Linked DNA regions of Homo sapiens: region 1 is linked to region 2. A link is an interaction called in ENCODE POLR2A ChIA-PET data of the cell type or tissue named here. Cell type or tissue: PC-9. All regions are shown on one strand. Links, peaks and the distances in the headings refer to the core of each region. The heading gives the core; the rest is flanking DNA.

What was found. ChIA-PET counts read pairs that join two places held together with the same protein. Peaks named below come from ENCODE experiments on the same cell type or tissue, not always from the same donor. Only the 100,000 strongest peaks of a DNase experiment are listed, where the experiment ranks them.
Region 1: POLR2A ChIA-PET joins it to region 2 with 23 read pairs; 3 of 35 experiments call an interaction of 5 or more read pairs at or near these places.

What each region holds. Positions count from the first base shown.
Region 1 is chr22:41,002,074-41,011,265 of GRCh38, reverse strand. No RefSeq gene overlaps it. Among named protein-coding and RNA genes, the nearest start is that of RBX1, 55 kb to the right of the region's middle. In PC-9, for the core only: no CTCF peak of the experiment used is centred there; no DNase peak of the experiment used is centred there.
Region 2 is chr22:41,118,295-41,127,486 of GRCh38, reverse strand. EP300 (EP300 lysine acetyltransferase) reads right to left here. Exons shown (of 31, transcript NM_001429.4): 3 at 1,447-1,623. Among named protein-coding and RNA genes, the nearest start is that of EP300, 30 kb to the right of the region's middle. In PC-9, for the core only: no CTCF peak of the experiment used is centred there; no DNase peak of the experiment used is centred there; H3K27ac peaks cover 907 bases.

The DNA.
Region 1 (9,192 bases), core at 3,267-5,766, 120 kb after region 2:
GCCTGATATCTTGCCTCCAGACAGCCTGTGGTCTAAGGGAGTGAGCAAATCTCACCTCTTGTGACTCAGTTTGCTGCTCTCTATGATGGGTGTGCCCTTTCCTTCTTTTCTTTTTCTTGGGGTGAAGGGAGCGTGCCCTTTCTAAAACCTCCCAGCTGTACAGTTCCAATGACAGAAACTTCACTCTGCTGTCCACACCACTCTTCCAATGAGACCTAGCCTGGATTCTAGGCAGGGAATAACATCAGGGCTCAATCAGAGTAGCCTGTATGCCTCTGAAAGACAGTGTCCTGCAAAAGGTAGGCACTTGAATTGTCTAATGAGCTCCACTTCAGACCCCTGGGGCTTGACTGGATTGTCATTACGACGTTGTCATTCACTTCTTTCTCTGGACCCCTGCAGCCCCTCCTGGCCCAGAGCTGTACTGTGTTTAACCGTAGCCTCTCCAGCTTCTCCAGCTGACCCTGAGCTCCTCAGGACGCCAGCACCTGCCAGAGGGTCTGGCACACAATGAGTGTGAACTAAATGAATATATGGAAGGAAAGCAACCCAGGTGTGTGGCCAAGAGCGTGTGTTTAGTCAGACTCCAAACCCAATTACCAACTCCTTAGTGATTTTTTTTTTTTTTTTGAGACAGCATTTCACTCTCTTGCCCAGGTTGGAGTGCAGTGGCATAATCATGGCTCACTGCATCCTCAACCTCCCAGGCTCAAGCAATCCTCTTGCCTCAGCCTCCATAGTAGCTGGGACTACAGGTGGGCACCACCACGCTTGGCTGAGTTTTAAATTTTTTGTAGAGATGGGGTCTCTCTATATTACCCAGAATGGTCACAAATTCCTGGATTCAAGCCATCCTCACACCTTACCCTCCCAAAGTGCTGGGATTACAGGCATGAGCCACGACACCTGGTCTTCTTTAGTGAATTTATTTATTATTATTATTATTATTATTATATTTTGGAGACAGAATCTCCCTCTGTCGCCCAGACTGGAGTGCAGTGATGCAATCTCAGGTCACTGCAACCTCCGCCTCCCAGGTTCAAATGATTCTCTTGCCTCAGCCTCCCGAGTAGCTGAGATTATAGGCATGCACCACCATGCCCAGCGCGTTTTTGTATTTTTTGTAGGGACGGGGTTCCACCATGTTGACCAGGCTGGTCTCGAACTCCTGACCACAAGTGATCCACCTCCATTGGCTTCCCAAAGTGCTGGGATTACAGGCATGAGCCACTGCGCCTGGCCTCTTAATGAATTTTTAAGAAACGAAGCTCCATGGCCGTTGAAGATCAGTTGGCCTGTTAGTTTCCCCTTTTCCTTGGGAGGCACGGGAGGAAAGGGTTAAAGGAGGTGAACTGACAGCAGGGCAGTGAGGAGGAGGGACAGAGTTTGGGGTTGAGGGGTGGGGAGAAAAGGGAGCTGGAGGAGCAAGGGTGGGCCCCTTCCTACCCTACTGCTGGGCTCTGCTCAGCCCCAGGTCAGCCTCTGGGCTGGTGTCTTCACCATGTGGCAATGGTAATTGCTCCAGACCCAGCAGCTCCCCATTGCCCACACTTCCTCCTGTTCTTCCCGCCCCTCAGCCTTTGCGAGGTCAGCTTGGCCCTGAGCCTGTGCCCACACCCATGGCCTCCCTCTTTCAGGCCTGTTTACCTGGTGAGGTGCAGGATGCTGCAGGGTGTGCACCTGTCAGCCTCATTCAGCTGAGGAGCAGGCAGGGGTTAGAGCATGGGAAGCTGCTTTTTCTGCTGTAAATGAGGAACATTGGTTCATATGGACTCCAGGGATGAATTGCTGGGGAAAGGGAGCTCCCTTTGTTCAGTTTACAAAACCCCCCGTGGGAGCCAGATGTGATGGCTCATGCATGTAACCCTAGCACTTTGGGAGGCTGAGGTGGAAGATGGCTTGAGCCCAGGAGTGTGAGGTCAGCCTGAGCAACATAGGCAGGATTGCTTGAGCCTGGGGCATAGAGGCTCAAAAAAAAAAAAAAAAAAAAAACCAACAAAACAAAACTTTAGCCAGGCGTGGAGGTGCATGCCTATAGTCTCAGCTACTTGGGAGGCTGAGGCAAGAGAAACACTTGAGCCCAGGAGTTTGAGGCTGCAGTGAGCTGTGATGGTACCACTATACTCCAGCCTGGGTAACAGAGCAAGACCCTGTCTCTTAAAAAATAGAAAACAAAAATGAAGCCCACAGGGACACTTATTGCCCAGGCCGTGGGACCAGAGCTCCTCTGGGGCAAGGTCCGTGACCCATGGATGTATGGGTCCCCAGTGTGCAGGACAGGGCCTGGCATTTTGGGTGGCGGAGGGATGGAGGAGGCTTGGGAAATATTTACTAAATGAACAAGTGAATGAATGAGTGAGCCATGTTACATGCAGCTACAGTGAACACTGAGCGAAGTAGAAAAGACCAAGAGTTCCAAAGGCAACTAAAAACCTGGGCTCAAATCCTTCCCTGCTATGGAGCTAGCTCTGCTGATTTGGGCAAGTCGCTTAAAACACCATCTGCCTTAGGTTCCCTAACTGTAAAATGGAAGCAAAAAAATTCCACCTTGCTTATGAGGTTTACATGGAATGCTTGTAGAGCATGTGGGTAATGGGCTTAATAAATGGTCACCAGTATTTATTTTTTAATTAAAAAATATTTTGTGATACTTTATTTATGTATTTATTATTTATTTATTTTTTGAGACAGTGTCTCGCTCTGTCACCCAGGCTGGAATGCAGTGGCATGATGTTGGCTCACTGCAAGCTCCGCCTCAAGGGTTGACACCATTCTCCTGCCTCAGCCTCCCCAGCAGCTGGAACTATAGGCGCCCACCACCACACTCGGCTAATTTTTTTTTGTTTTTAGTAGAGATGGGTTTTCACCGTGATAGCCAGGATGGTCTCAATCTCCTGACCTCGTGATCTGCCTGCCTCGGCCTCCCAAAGTGCTGGGATTATAGGCATGAGCCACCACACCCGGCCAACATCATTGTTAGTAGTATTGTTTACTAATTCAACAAATATGTATCAAGTGCCTACTACATGCAGGGTCCTTTCTAGGCACTGGACAAAACATGCCAAGACCCTTCTGTCATGGGGTTTCTGTTCAGGCCAGGGAGAGGGACAATAAACACAAGGAAAGAGTAAATGAAGTATCATTGGAAGGTGAAAGATGTTATGGAAGAAGAAAATAGAGTGGGGGAGGGGATGCAGAGGAAGAAGGATGGATTGGGTTGTCATTTTAAATAGGGTGGCCCTATTAGAAGGCCGCATTAGAAAGTGACACTGGGGTCAGGCATGGTGGCTCATGCCTGCAGTCCCAGCACTTTGGGAGACCAAGGCGGGTGGATCACTTGAGGTCAGGAGTTCGAGACCAGCCTGGCTAACATGGTGAAACCCCATCACTACTAAAAATACAAAAATTAGCTGGGTGTGGTGGTGTGCACCTGTAGTCCCAGCTACTCAGGAGGCTGAGGCAAGAGAATCGCTTGAGTCCAGGAGGTTGCAATGAGTGGAAATTGCACCAAGCACTCCAGCCTGGTGACAGAATGAGACTCTATCTCAAAAAATTAATAATAGGCTGGGCACGGTGGCTCACATGGCATCCCAGCACTTTGGGAGGCAAAGGCAGGCAGATCACCTGAGATTGGGAGTTTGAGACCATTCTGACCAACAAGGAGAAACCCCGTCTCTACTAAAAATACAAAATTAGCCGAGTGTGGTGGCGCACACCTGTAATCCCAGCTACTCAGGAGGCTGAGGCAGGAGAATTGCTTGAACCCAGGAGGCGGAGGTTGTGGTGAGCCAAGATCATGCCACTGCACTCCAGCCTGGGTGACAAGAGCGAAACTCCATCTCAAAAATAAAAATAAAAATAAATAAAAAAATAAAAAGAAAGACTGGCAGGAAGGGAGACAGATGTGCCATATCTCAGGAAAGGGTATTTGCACAGAAGGAGCAGGCCAGTGTGAAATTCTTTAGGTGGGGTGGATGGAGTGGAGTGAGCTAGGGAAAGTGACAGGGATGAAGTCAGAGGTAAAGTGGCCATATCACGTAGGTCATCACCAGCCAAGTAAAGAGAAGCTACGGCAGGGCTTTGAGCATAGAAACAACACAATCTAACTTACATTTTGGGTTATTAGTCTTTTCTTCTTTTATTATTTTCAGAGACAGGGTATTGCTCTGTCACCCAGGCTGGGTTAGCCTTTAAAATGTAACTCAGGGGCTGGGCATGGTGGCTTATGCCTGTAATCCCAACACTTTGGGAGGCTGAGGTGGGAGGATTGCTTGAGGCCAGGAGTTCAAGACCAGCCTGGGCAACACAGCGAGACCCTCATCTCTACAAAAAATTTTTTGAAAATTAGCTGGGCATGGTAATGTGCACCTGTAGTCCCAGCTATTGGGGAATTTGAAGTGGGTGGATCACCTGAGTCCAGGAGTTTAATGCTGCAGTGAGCTATGATTGTGCCACTGTACTCTAGCCTGGGTGACAGAGTGAGACCCTGTGTCAAAAAAATAATAATAATAATAATTTTTTTTGAGATGGAATCTTGCTCTGTCACCCAGGCTGGAGTGCAGTGGTGCAATCTTGGTTCACTGAAACCTCTGCCTCCCAGGCCCAAGCAATTCTTGTGCCTCAGCCTCCCAAGTAGCTGGGATTACAGGAGCATGCCACCATGCCTGGTTAATTTTTTATATTTTTTGGAGAGAAGGGTTTCGCTATGTTGGCCAGGCTGGTCTTGAACTCCTGGCCTCAAGTGATCCACCTGCTTTGGCCACCCAAAGAGCTGGGATTACAGGCATGAGCCACCACTCCCAGCTTTAGATTATTAAAATAAAGGCTAACCCCAGCTGCCTGGATGAGCATAGACTGTAAAGAACAAGGGGAGAGAGGGGCAGAGAGAATTCAGTACTAGGTGCCAAGGGGGTAGCAGTGGTGGTGACAAATGGTTGGATTCTGGATACACACACACACACACACACACACACACACACACACACACACACACATATATATATATTTTTTTTTGAGACAAGGTCTCAGTCTGTAACCCAGGCTAGAGTGCAGTGGTGCAATCATAGCTCACTGCAGCCTGGAACTCCTGGGCTCAAGTAAGCCTCCTGCCTCCTAAGGTTCCTGCTCAAGCGAGGCTCCTGAGGCTCCTGCCTCAGCTTCCGGATTCTGGATATATATATATAGCTTTATTTCCTGAGGGGTTGGATGTGTAGTATGAGAGAGAGCCAAGGATGGCTGGAGGGTTTTGAGTCTGAAAAATGTAAGGAATGAGTTGCCACCAACTGAAACGGGCTAGGCTGGACATGAAAGAGGTTTGGGAGTGGGGTAATCAGGGGCTCAATTTTTTTCTGTTTTTGTTGTTGTTGTTGTTTGTTTTATTGAGACAGTCTCTCTCTGTCACTGCCCAGGCTGGAGTGCAGCGGTGTGATCTCGGCTCACTGTAATCTCTGCCTCCCAAATTCAAGTGATTCTCTTGCTTCAGCCTCCCGAGTATCTGGGATTACAGGTGTGTGCTACCAGGTCCAGCTAATTTTTTTATTTTTTGGTAGAGACGGGATTTCACTGTGTTGGCCAGGCTGGTCTTGAACTCCTGGCCTCAAGTGATCCATCTGTTTTTGCCTCCCAAAGTGCTGGGATTACAAGTGTGAGCCACTGTGCCTGGCCTGGAGCTCAATTTTGGATGTATTAAGATACAGATGCTGGCCAGGTGTGGTGGCTCACATCTGTAATCCCAGCACTCTGGGAGGCTGAGGTGGGTGGATCTTGAGGTTAGGAGTTTGAGACCAGCCTGGCCAAGATGGTGAAACCCCATCTCTACTAAAAATATAAACATTAGCCAGGCGTGGTTGTGGGCGCCTGTAATCCCAGCTACTTGGGAGGCTGAGGCAGGAGAATTGCTTAAACCCAGGAGGTGGAGGTTGCAGTGAGCCGAGATCGTGCCACTGCACTCTAGCCTGGGCAACAGAGCAAGACTCCATCTTAAAAAAAAAAAGAGATATAGATCCCAGTTAAACATGCACGTGAATATATCTAACGGGCAGTTGGATATTCAGGATCAGGCCGTGGAGTTGTTAGCACTGCTACGACTATTTTTTCTCCACTGTCATACTTGATCCTCACACCAGCCCAAGAGTAAGGCAGGGCAGGGATGATTCTCCCAGCTTGAGGGAATTAAAATTCTATGGAGAGTATATAACCAAAATAATTGAAAACAGGTATTCAAATACTTGTAGGCTGGGCATGGTGGCTCATGCCTGTAATCCTAGCACTTTGGGAGGCCGAGGCAGATGGATCACCTGAGGTCAGGAGTTGGAGACCAGCCTGGCCAACATGGTGAAATCCCCCTCTCTACTAAAAATGCAAAAAAATTAGCTGGGCATGGTGCCGGGCGCCTGTAATCCCAGCTACTCGGGAGGCGGAGGCAGGAAAATCGCTTGAACCCAGGAGGCGGAGGTTGTAGTGAGCCAAGATCGTGCCACTGCATTCCAGCCTGGTCGACAGAACGAGACTGTGTCTCAAAAAAACAAAAACAAAAACCAAAAAACCAAACAAATACTTGTACAGGAATGTTCATAGCAGCACTATTCGTGACAGCCAAAGGTGGAAACCACCCAAATGTCCATCACCTGGTGAAGGGCTATATAAAATGTGACGTGTACCCATGCAATGGACTATTATTCAGACATTAAGAGGAACGAAGGCCTGCTCCATAACAAATTGTTGATGCACCTCAAAAACATTATGCTGGCTAGGCACGGTGGTACATGCCTATAATCCCAGCACTCTGGGAGGCTGAGGCAGGAGGATTGCTTGAGCTCAGGTGTTTGAGACCAGCCTGGGAAACACGGTGAAAAAATACAAAAAAATACAAAGATTAGCCAGGGATGGTGGCACACACCTTTAGCCTCAGCTACTTGGGAGGCTGAGGTAGAAGGATCACTTGAGCCCGGGAGGTTGAGGCTACAGTGAGCTGAAATTGTGCCACTACACTCCAGCCTGGACAACAGAATGAGACCCTGTCTCACAAAAAACAAAATACCATTATGCTAAGTGAATGACGCATCACAAAAGGTCACATATTTTGTGATCCCATTCACATGAAGTGTCCAGAATAGGGAAATCCATAGAGACAGAAAGCAGATTTGTGGTTGCCTGGGGGTAGCGACGGGGGAATGAAGAGTGAGTGCTTAATGAGTATGGGGTATACTGTGAATATACTGATTCTGAACTGTACACTTTTATTTATTTATTTATTTATTTTAATAGTGATGGAGGGCGGGGCACAGTGGCTCACGCCTGTAATCCCAGCACTTTAGGAGGCCGGGGCGGGTGGATCACCTGAGGTCAGGAGTTTGAGACCAGCCTAGCCAACATGATGAAACCCTTACTTTACTAAAAATACAAAAATTAGCTGGGTGTTGTAGCGGGCTCCTGTAGTCCTATAGTCCTAGCTACTTGGGAGGCTGAGGTAGGAGAATCACTTGAACCTGGGAGGTGGAGGCTGCACTGAACTGAGATTGCGCCATTGCACTCCAGCCTGGGCAACAGAGCGAGACTCCATCTCAAAAAAAAAAAAAAAAAAAAAAAAAACAATAGTGATGGGGTCTCACCCCGAGCTCAAGCGATCCTCTCCACTCAGCCTCCCAAAGTGCTGGTATTACAGGTTTGAGCTACCATACCTGGCCACTGTACACTTAAAAATGATTAACTTTCTGTTATGTGAATTTCACCTCAATTATAAAAAGAAAGAAAGAAAAACAGAAAGCTCCATGGAGAACTTAACACCAGGTCCCTGGGACCCAGCACGATGTCGTGACTCCCACTGCCGTTCTCTACGAGGCCGTGGGTCTACGGACTGTGACCAGTTTTTTTTTTTTTGCTACAGGTTCTCCACCTGGTACAAGAAGAGTGGCCCAGAGAAAGGTCAGTTTAAGGCAACTGGATTTCCCAAGTCCCAAAGCAGGAAATCTGGTCTGACAAGCACGGGATTCTCGTCTGAAATTAGCCCAGCCCTGGAAAACCTGTGGCTGGGGGTTGCTGTCATCAGAAAGAACCTGTACTTCCGGGTTTGTTTTGGTTGGGAAGGAAGGAGCTGGAGCAGCCAACCTGGCTTCTCAGAGCTTCCATATTTAACCCATCAGGGCCCAAGGCTCCCAGGTGTAGAAGCGACTTTAGAGATACCTATGAGGAAACAGAAGCTCCAAGAAGGTAAAGACCTTCTCCCAGGCCACAGAGCCAGTAAATGGCTGAGCCAGGGTTAGGAGGAAGGAAACTAACATTTCTATAGCACGTGCCCTAAATCCAGAGCCTCACCCTGCAAAGGAGGTGTTAGTAACCCCATTCTGCTCATGAGATTCAGAGAAGCTTAGTGAGTGGCCGATATCACCAAGCTACTAAAAGGCAGAGATACTATTAAAATATAGGCCTACAGCTGGGCGTGGTGGCTCACACCTGTAATTCCAGCACTTTGGGAGGCTGAGGCGGGTGGATCACGAGGTCAGGCATTCGAGACCAGCCTGGCCAACATGGTGAAAATCTGTCACTACTAAATATACAAAAATCAGCCTGGCGTGGTGGCGTGTGCCTGTAATCCCAGCTACTCAGGAGGCTGAGGCAGGAGAATAGCTTGAACCCTGGGGGCGGAGGTTGCAGTGAGCCGAGATTGCGCCACTGCATTCTAGCCTGGGTGACAAAGCGAGACTCCATCTCAAAAAACAAACAAACAAAACAAAACAAAACCTGACTCTTCAACAATCTACAGTTCTTCCTGAGCCCTTATCTGCCATGCTCATCTATGTATCCCCAGTGCCTGATACTGAGGAGTGTTCAAAACTCATTTAATATCGGGAGATTTGCCGGATGCTGTGGCTCATGCCTGTGATCCCAGCACTTTGGGAGGCCGAGGCGGGTGGATCATGAGGTCAGGAGTTCAAGACCAGCCTGGCCAAGATGGTGAAACCCCGTCTCTACTAAAAATACAAAAATTACAGCGCGCCTGTAATCCCAGCTACTCGGGAGGCTGAGGCAGGAGAATCGCTTGAACCTAGGGGGCGGAGGTTGCAGTGAGCCGAGATCACACCACTGCACTCCAGCCTGGGTGACAGAGCGAGACTCCATCTCAAAAAAAAAAAAAGTATCGGGAGATTGAGGTGGGAGGATGGCTTGAGCCCAGGAGGTTGAGGCTGCAGTGAG
Region 2 (9,192 bases), core at 3,214-5,713:
CTGAGAGATATAACAATATATTTAATGGTAGGAGTCATAATGTGCTATTTCTTAATAAATAGAGATGTGGATATTTTCAATGAAAACCTTTATGGTTAGTCTACTATAAGCCAGACTCCATTTTTTGACACAGGGAATGCATAAACCATGGCTCCTACCTTTAAGAAGCTCAATTTAATAAGAAAAAAAATGACATTACGAAGTGATATAAGTATGTATAATACACAGAGAGCAAAAGCAGAGAGAAGGACATGGTAAACTCCAGCGGGAGAGGGAAGGGTGAGAGGGTGTCTGTAGTTAAAAGCACACCCAAATTAGGTTTTAAAGAGCAATGAAGAACTCCTCAAGAGACTCAGCAGAGGGGTCTTTCGGGTTGGTGAAAAACTAGTTTTTCTAAACTCTGGGATAAATTTAGTTTTTTAAATTAAAAAGTGAAGATTTCAGGCCGGGCGCGGTGGCTCACGCCTGTAACCCTAGCACGTTGGGAGGCCGAGGCAGGCGGATCACCTGAGGTCGGGAGTTCGAGATCAGCCTGACCAACATGGAGAAACCCTGTCTCTACTAAAAATACAAAGTTAGCCGGGCATGATGGCACATGCCTGTAATCCCAGCTACTCAGAAGGCTGAGGCAGGAGAGTTGCTTGAAACCAGGAGGGAGAAGTTGCAGTGAGCCGAGATCGTACCACTGCACTCCAGCCTGGGCAACAAGAGCTAAACTCCGTCTCAAAAAAAAAAAAAAAAAAAAAAAAAAAAAAAAGTGAACATTTCTCGGGACAGAGATGACATGTTTCATTCATCTGTATAACTCCAGTACTTGGCAGAGTATCTCAAATATAGGCAGTCCATAAACATAATGACACAAAGGACAAAACTAAAACATCTGAAAGAGGATTTTTTCAGACAATGTTTTTCCAAAGTTGAATGCAGACACATTTACTACTAGTAGTTTGACTGTACAAAAATAACACTAGAAGTTCCTGAAAATTTTATTTAACAAAAATTGCTGTTTAAAACAATACATTACTTTTGAGAGGGAATTTACTTGGGTGTAGTAGAATCAAATAATATTGGTAAATATGGTCACTGAGAGTTCGGATCCTTTGCCAGAGATTCCTTCCCCCAAAAGTGAAAGGTTCCGCTTTCGTATCGTATGGAAACGCTCACAAGACCAAGTTGCTGAATGGCAGGCCCCTAAAACTTCATTGTAGCAGTTCACTTACTCCTGTTTGGATCAACATGCTCACTGATCAATAACCACATGGAACAAAAAAAACAGAGAAATGGAAAGGAAGCACAAGCCTCCTCACAGGGATCATCAAGTACATATCAATTTAGGCTCCTAGTGGGTACAAATCCCAGCATATATAACAGAAGGGTGAAAGTTTAACACAATTCTTTTGTCAAAATGCCAGTTTGAAAACAAGTCTGTAATGGATTAGTACTCACCATGTTGGGCATTCCTCCACCAGGAACTGCCTTTTTGTCCATAGCAAATGGAGATAAGTTATTTGATAGTACAGTTTTTGTCTGAATCTGGAGACCAAGGCCACTGGCTCCAATCTGCTGTCCAGGATTCTGAGTATATGGTGAACCATAAGGATTGGGGTTGTTCATCATTCCCATCTAAGAGTAAGAAACAAAAGAAAACAAAATAAGCAATAAAATTTAAGACATTATTATTCCTTTTCTGATTTCACTTCCAAGTTCACAAAGACAGTTTCAAAGGAAATTCTCAGCTTCTATTAGAAAAGACACTACAGCTTGGGCAACGTGACAAAACCCCATCTCTACTAAAAAATACAAAAATCTGGACATGGTGGCGCAAGCCTATAGTCCCAGCTAATTGGAAGGCTAAAGTGGGATTATCAGTGAAGCCTGGGAGGTAGAGGTTGTAGGGAGCCATGATGGCAAAAAACCAAGTGGCCGGGCCTGGCGACTCATACCTGTAATCCCACCACTTTGCGAGGCCAAGGCAGGAGGGTTTCTTGAGGTCAGGAGTTTGACAACAGCCTGGGGAACATGGTGAAAACCCATCGGTACCAAAATACAAAAAAAAAACCCCAAAAAACAGCCGGGCGCAGTGGCTCACACCTGTAATCTCAGCACTTTGGGAGGCCGAAGCGGGAGGATCATGAGGTCAGGAGATAGAGACTATCCTGGCTAACATGGTGAAACCCCGTCTCTACTAAAAATACAAAAAATTAGCCGGGTGTGGTGGCGGGCGCCTGTAGTCCCAGCTAGTCGGGAGGCTGAGGCAGGAGAATGGAGTGAACCCGGGAGGCGGAGCTTGCAGTGAGCCGAGATCACGCCGCTGCACTCCAGCCTGGGCGACAGAGTGAGACTCCATCTCAAAAAAAAAAAAAAAAAAAAAAAAGGAAAGAAAAGCTGGATGTGGTGGCATGTGCCTGTGGTCCCAGCTACTCAGGAGGCTGAGGTAGGAGGATCACCTGAGCCTGGGAGGTTGAGGCTGCAAGTAAGCCATGATCAGGCCACTGCACTCCAGCCTCGGCAACAGAGTGAGACCCTGTCTCAAAAACAAACAAACAAAAAAAACCCACTATACAAAGTATGCTAACAACAATACATTTTCAAGATTAAGATCAAAATTAAGATTTAGGGGCCTTGGGTATGGTAAATGTACAGAGTTATTTTCATAAATATTTGAAATAAAGATGTTTTAGAAATACTTTTAATCATCTTCATTTAATTCTGTTAAACAAGGTTTGCCATTCATTTCCATTACGTCACACATGATGCTACATGGCGAATTCAACTTAATAAGCCATCTAACCCCTTTGTCATGTTCAAGCATTTGAATGTTTTCTTCTTCTTCTTTTTTTTGACTATTAAAAAATAGAGACAGGGTCTTGCCATGTTGCCCAGGCTGGTCTCAAATTCCCGGGCTCTAGCAATCCTCCCACCACAGCTTCCCAAAGTGCTGCGATTATAGGCGTGAACCACCATGCTTGGCCTCATTTGAATAATTATTCCTGTATTTTGTTTGTATAAAAAGTAGAAAACTGATGGTTTGGGAATATGTCCTTTTTTGTGTAGGGACACTGATGACAGTGTTTTTTAAAACTTCTGATTCTGACTCCTTTACATAGAGCATGCGGAAGTCCAGACTCCACACTATTCCTTGCTGTTTTAAACCTAGCTGCTCTATTAAGTCACCTGCTAAGTCACCTGCTTGGCCCTTCAAGTCATTTGACTTTGCAACCCTTATGTACTTCTCTGTTTTTGAGACAAAGTCTCGCTCTGTCGCCCAGGCTGGGGCGCAGTGGTGCAATTTCGGCTCACTGCAACCTCTGCCTCCTGGGTTCAAGCGGTTATCCTGCCTCAGCCTGAGTAGCTGGGACTACAGGCGTGCGCCGCCATACTCAGCTAATTTTTTTACTTTCAGTCGAGACGGGGTTTCGCCATGTTGGCAAGGCTGGCCTTGAACTCCTGACCTCAAGTGATCTGCCCACCTCGGCCTCCCAAAGTGCTGGGATTACAGGCGTTAGCCACTGTGCCGGCTCCCTCTGTACTTTAAAAAGTAGTTTATGTTCTATATTTATGTTAAGTTCACCTGGAGCCATTATACTATAATAATAATTAATTGAAAAACAGCATTATTCTAAAGTCAAACGTTTTACTAATAATGAAAGTTATAAAAATGCATTTTCATTAATCTTTCAAATTATTTTAAAATAATTCAAAATGGGGTCAACTTTATATCCCAAACAAAGTTTGAAGCCACCGTCCTCTTCTGCCAAATTACACATAGGATCCCAACTACAAGTCATCATCACTACTAGAAACATTGAGCAAACACTCAGAATAACTCAAGATACTATAGCTACTGCCCAATTAAAGGATTCATACCAGATTTCTGTCTGCTAAGACCAATCAAAGGGTCCTTCAATTCTACCTCTAAAAGCACACATAGACACTAAAACCCTTCCCATGTATTCCTACCTACTGTGACTGTCTTAACTCAAACCTATCACAGTGCTTGTACAGACTGTGGACAACAGGTTTGCCTGTCTTCTGTTTTCACCTGCCTCTATAAAAGAAAAAAATCAACCCCACAGTACGTATACCAAAGCCTTTATGAAGTCTGACTACCTATCTATGGTATCTTATATATTTCCTGTACTGATTTCTTAAAGTCTGAAAGTATCACGCTCCTTGAGCCTCCAGCATTTGCCTCAAGCTTTTCCCTTTCCCTACAACTGAACAGTAGCACATTTTCTTTCCTATTTGACTCCTTAATGCCAACCTGGAAATAAACACCAAGTTCACAGAGAGGCATTTTCTGTTGGTTCCTTAGATAGTACAACCTAACTAAGAAACACCTGCAGATTCTACTCATCCTTGTAATTTCAAATGTTACTACCTCTGTGAAGCATCTGTTTTGGACAGGTACAAAGCTCTTAATAAAATTTTTCTTTTACTTTTTATATAAAAAGACAGGGTCTCACTCTGTTGCCTAGGTTGGAGTGCAGTTGCATTATCATAGCTCATTATAATTCCCAACCTCTGGGCTCAAGCAATTCTCCCATCTCAGCCTCCCAAGCAGATGGGACTACAAGCTTGCACCACCATGCCCAGCTAATTTTTGTTTTTATTTTTGTAGAGATGTTGCCCAGGAGTTGACTGAACTCCTAGCCTCAAGCAATCCTTCTGCCTAAGTGCTGGGATTACAGGCATCTCCCACCATGCCTGGCCTAAAATTCGTTCTTTAAATCATATGCAATATCTATACTCTGCAAATCTATGAATATGACATCTTTTTTGGTTCAGCAGTTTGCCTCTATTAAAAAAAACAAAAAAATGTAAATTAATCTTCTTTATACTATTACCAAAAAATGAAAAAAAAAAGTTAAAGAACATTTTCATTTTCCAGATGAAATTCAGAGACTAAGGTAAGTAATTTACAAGAATGATTTACAAGTAATTTACAAGTGGCAGTTTGATGGAAGCATAAAAGAATGAGGTGGCCTGAAATGAGAAGCATTCAGAGAAGATAATTTCTTGGTCGGGCACGGTGGCTCACGCCTGTAATCCCAGCACTTTGAGAGGTGGCGGTGGATGGATCACCTGAGGTCAGGAGTTTGAAACCAGCCTGGCCAACATGGTAAAACCCTGTCTCTACTAATAATACAAAAATTATCTGGGCGTGGTAGCACACACCTGCAATCCCACCTACTCGGGAGACTGAGGCAGGAGAATCACTTAAACCTGGGAGGCAGAGGTTGCAATGAGCCAAGATTGGGCCATTGCACTCCTGCCTGGGCGACAAGAACGAAACTCTGTCTCCAAAAAAAAAAAAAAAAAAAAAAAAGAAGAAGAAGAAAGAAAAAAACCTTCTTGATTCTATGTAAATATGGCCAAAAGATTGCAGGGGCAATAGAATGCAGAAACAGGTTTAAATCAAGTCCAGGCTACTTTTGGTAGTTACAAATCTGACTGCAAGTGCTGCTGCTACCTATGTTTTTTTTAAACTACTAGTATTTATCCTATGTGGCTCCAATAATATCCATACCTATACATGGGGGAGTTGTTTAACCTGTTTCTTATTAGCATGAAAATTCATGATAGATATAGTATGAAAGTCATTCTATCACAGAACCCGCATGACAAACAATAAAAGACTAAGACAATAAATTATGCCCTCAAGAGTCCTATTATCTGAATCAACAAAATGTTGGAATTTCTAAGCTGTGTTGTTGTCTCTTGTTAATAAATGTAATGTCTTTATCCAAATATTTCCCCAAACAATCTGGTCCTTCATGATTGCATGCCTTGCCTGCCTAGACCAACTGAATTTCAACCAATTCCTGACACTGCTTGTTCCCTTGATCACGATGCATTACCTGGAAACTCCAAGCTCCTCTATGGCAGACTATGGGTTTAAATACACAGACTACACTGATTGCTGATCAGCTGGCAGTAATTTCTTCCTGACACTTTTGGTCACTGTGACCAAAAAAGATTCTCTAGCTTTTGTTTTTCCATCTCCCACACAGATCTGCTGAGGAATTAGAAAATAAAATACCAACCAACCTCCAGATCACTGCCCCTTCTATCTCCTGAGCCCTGCTTCTTTACTCCCCACACTAAATGTAATAAGGAAGATTTTGTACTTAATTTCTGCTACACTATAGTTATTTGATCTTGTTTCTTTCTCCATAGCTAATATGCTCCAGATGTCCAATTACCCACCACCATACAAATAGCTACCTAAACTAAAAAGGAGAGGGTGAGGAAGCCACACAAAGTTCTAGGCAGCTACAAGAAATGCGTCCTGCAGACAACTATTCTTTCTTTTTTGAAAAAAAAGAAAAAAGAAAAAAGAAAAGTAGAGATGGGGTCTCATTATGTTGCCCAGGCACATCTCGAACTTCTGGCTTCAAGAGATCCTCCTGCCTCAGCCTCCCAAAGCGGTAGGAATACAGATGTGAACTACTGAGCCATGCCTATTTTTTCTTCTTGAAAAAAATGTGGCCAGGCTTAGTGGCCCCTGTCTGTAATCTGAGCACTTTGGAAGACCAAGGCAGGTGGATTGCTTGATGCCAAGACAACATAGTGAGACCCTGTCTCAACAAAAATAAAAATAACTGGCAGGGCATGACAGTCCTTGTAGTACTAGCTACTTAGGAGTCTGAGGTAGGAGGATCGCGTAAGCCTGGGAGATCAAGGCTGCAAGTGAGCTGTGATGGTGCCACTGTACTCCAGCCTGGGTGATAGGAAGAGATCCTGTCTCAAAAACAAAAGTAACTTAAAACATTCTGGCTTTGATTAGTTTATGCTGAATCTAAAGATTGGGGTAAAAGGCAGTATGATCCAAGTTTCTTCCTATAAATCACCATAGGTCAGACTTTTGGAAGACAGCTGTAGTAGTAATGTCACCACCTGCCTGCACCTCCTGAACCACAGATTCATCCATGACAAGAACGGTGTGCAAAAGCTGATGTCATTTGCCAACAGGGTTACAGTCATCAAATCTTACTGAAAACTTTCTTACACCTTAAATCCTAATTCTTAAATATCACAAGTCTTAGGAGTTTAAGAAATGTAATGAGTATAATTCGCTCTACAAGATAATTTTAGGACTTGGTACAGTGGAAGGGCAACTGCTGGCGTGGGTGTGCCACGACACAAGGATAATTTTTTGTTTTTGGTAGAGATGGGGGTCTCACTATGTTGCTGGGGCTGGTCTGGAATGATTCTAGGTGTGAACCGCTGCATCCAGCCTTAAGTGGTTATCTTATCCTAAACCTACATAACTTAAAACATTTGTTAAATTTATTAAACATTTAAAGCTCCCTCATTTGTCAAACACTGATATAAGTACTCTACAAAATATCAATATAGGTGGATTCATTTAAAATAAGAAAATAGGCCTAGGTGCGGTGGCAACACTTTGGGAGGCCGAGGTGGGCAGATCACTTGAGGTCAGGAGTTCACAACGAGCCTGGGCAACATGGTGAAACTCCTTCTCTACTAAAAATACAAAAATTAGCCAGGCTTGGTGGCGCATGCCTGTGGTCCCAGCTACTTGGAGCCTGAGGCAGGAGAACTGCCTGAACCCGGGAGGCAGAGGTTGCAGTGATCCAAGATCACGCCACTGCACTCCAGCATGGGCAACAGCAAGACTCGGTCTCAAAATAAAAATCAAATAAGGAAATAAAATATCGTTTAACAGAAGTTTAAAATTTGAATTCCTCCTTCTCATCAAAATACAAGCTCCACAAGGACAGGGATTTTTGTTTTGCTCACTTCTATATAAACCCAGTTTCTGAAAGAAATTAAGATTATAACCATAATAGTCCCACACCCCCAAGCAGATGTCAATGAGCCTTTCCTTATTTTTCTCCATAGCACTTACCTGGCATACTCTAAAATTTATATCTTATGTGCACAGTAGAAAGTAGGTTACATAAAATAAGTTCATTCACTACTTTAACCCTAAAGTATTTTGTCCACCAGTGAGGGTTTATTGTAAGTCATCCCTCCTCTCCGTAACAGAATATAAACATCGGTGGCAAGGACTTTCTCTCTTCATAGCTATGTTCCTAGATCCTAGAAGAGGTACTTAATAATTTACCTTGTTTTTGGTTCTCACTCCAAATATTCTAAGTAAACTACACTGACACGGCAATCTAAAAGTGTCAGAGGATGGGTGCAGTGGCTCACACCTGTAATCCTGGCACTTTGGGAGGCTGAGACAAGAGGATCACTTGAGCCCAAGAGGAGTTTGAGATTAGCCTGAGCAACATAGTGAGACCCCATCTCTTAAAAAAAAAAAAAAAAAAAAAAAAAATAATAATAAGCCAGGCATGGTGGTATGTGCCTTCAGTTCCAGCTACTCAGGAGGCTGAGGCGAGAAGACTGTTTAAGCCTGGTAGGTTGAGGCTGCAGTAAGCCATGATTAGGCCAGTGCACTCCAGCCTGGGTGACAGAGTAAGACCCTGTCTCAAAAAAAAAAAAAAAAGGTGGCGGGGGTGAGGGGCAGAAAGGGAGAATCTACAAAGGAATGCTAAAACAGAATCCTAACTTGTCAATATTCTCGCAGCAAAAAAAAATTTAAGGTTTTTGAATTCCTACATGTCACCTCAGTTCCCCCCAACACAAGTTTGTCCATCTGTCTTCAATTCACACTTGCATTCTCTGTCACCATCAAGGTTCTTTTTTTTTTTTTCCCCTTAAATAGAAGATGGGGTCAATGCTACCTGGTTGGTCTCTTAACTCCTGGGCTCAAGCGATCCTCTAGCCTTGGCCTCCCAAAGTGCTGGGATTACAGGCATGAGCCACTGCACCCAAGATTCTCAGGAACACAGAAGTCCTGATGTCTGCTCAAATTATTCCTGTTACAGAGAAAGCTTGCTCTTGACTCCTTGTGAAAATCGTACCTATCTCCAATTTCATCTTCGAAGTGAAGCCATCTCTCATTCAACAAAAACGAACTACATGCCAGGCACTGGCAACCATAGTGTGATCCCATTTTAAGAAAAACAGATAAAATATGTAAAGAAAAATATGAAGAAATAAGCACTAAAGTATGTGTGATTATGCCTTATTTATGTATACAGGATCCACATTTAAAAGTTTAAAATATTTTTAATATACTTAGCATTCTCTAGTTAATAAAGCTAACAGAAGTCTTTGGCCAAGTTCTGGTTCACTGAAACATCTACACTGTTG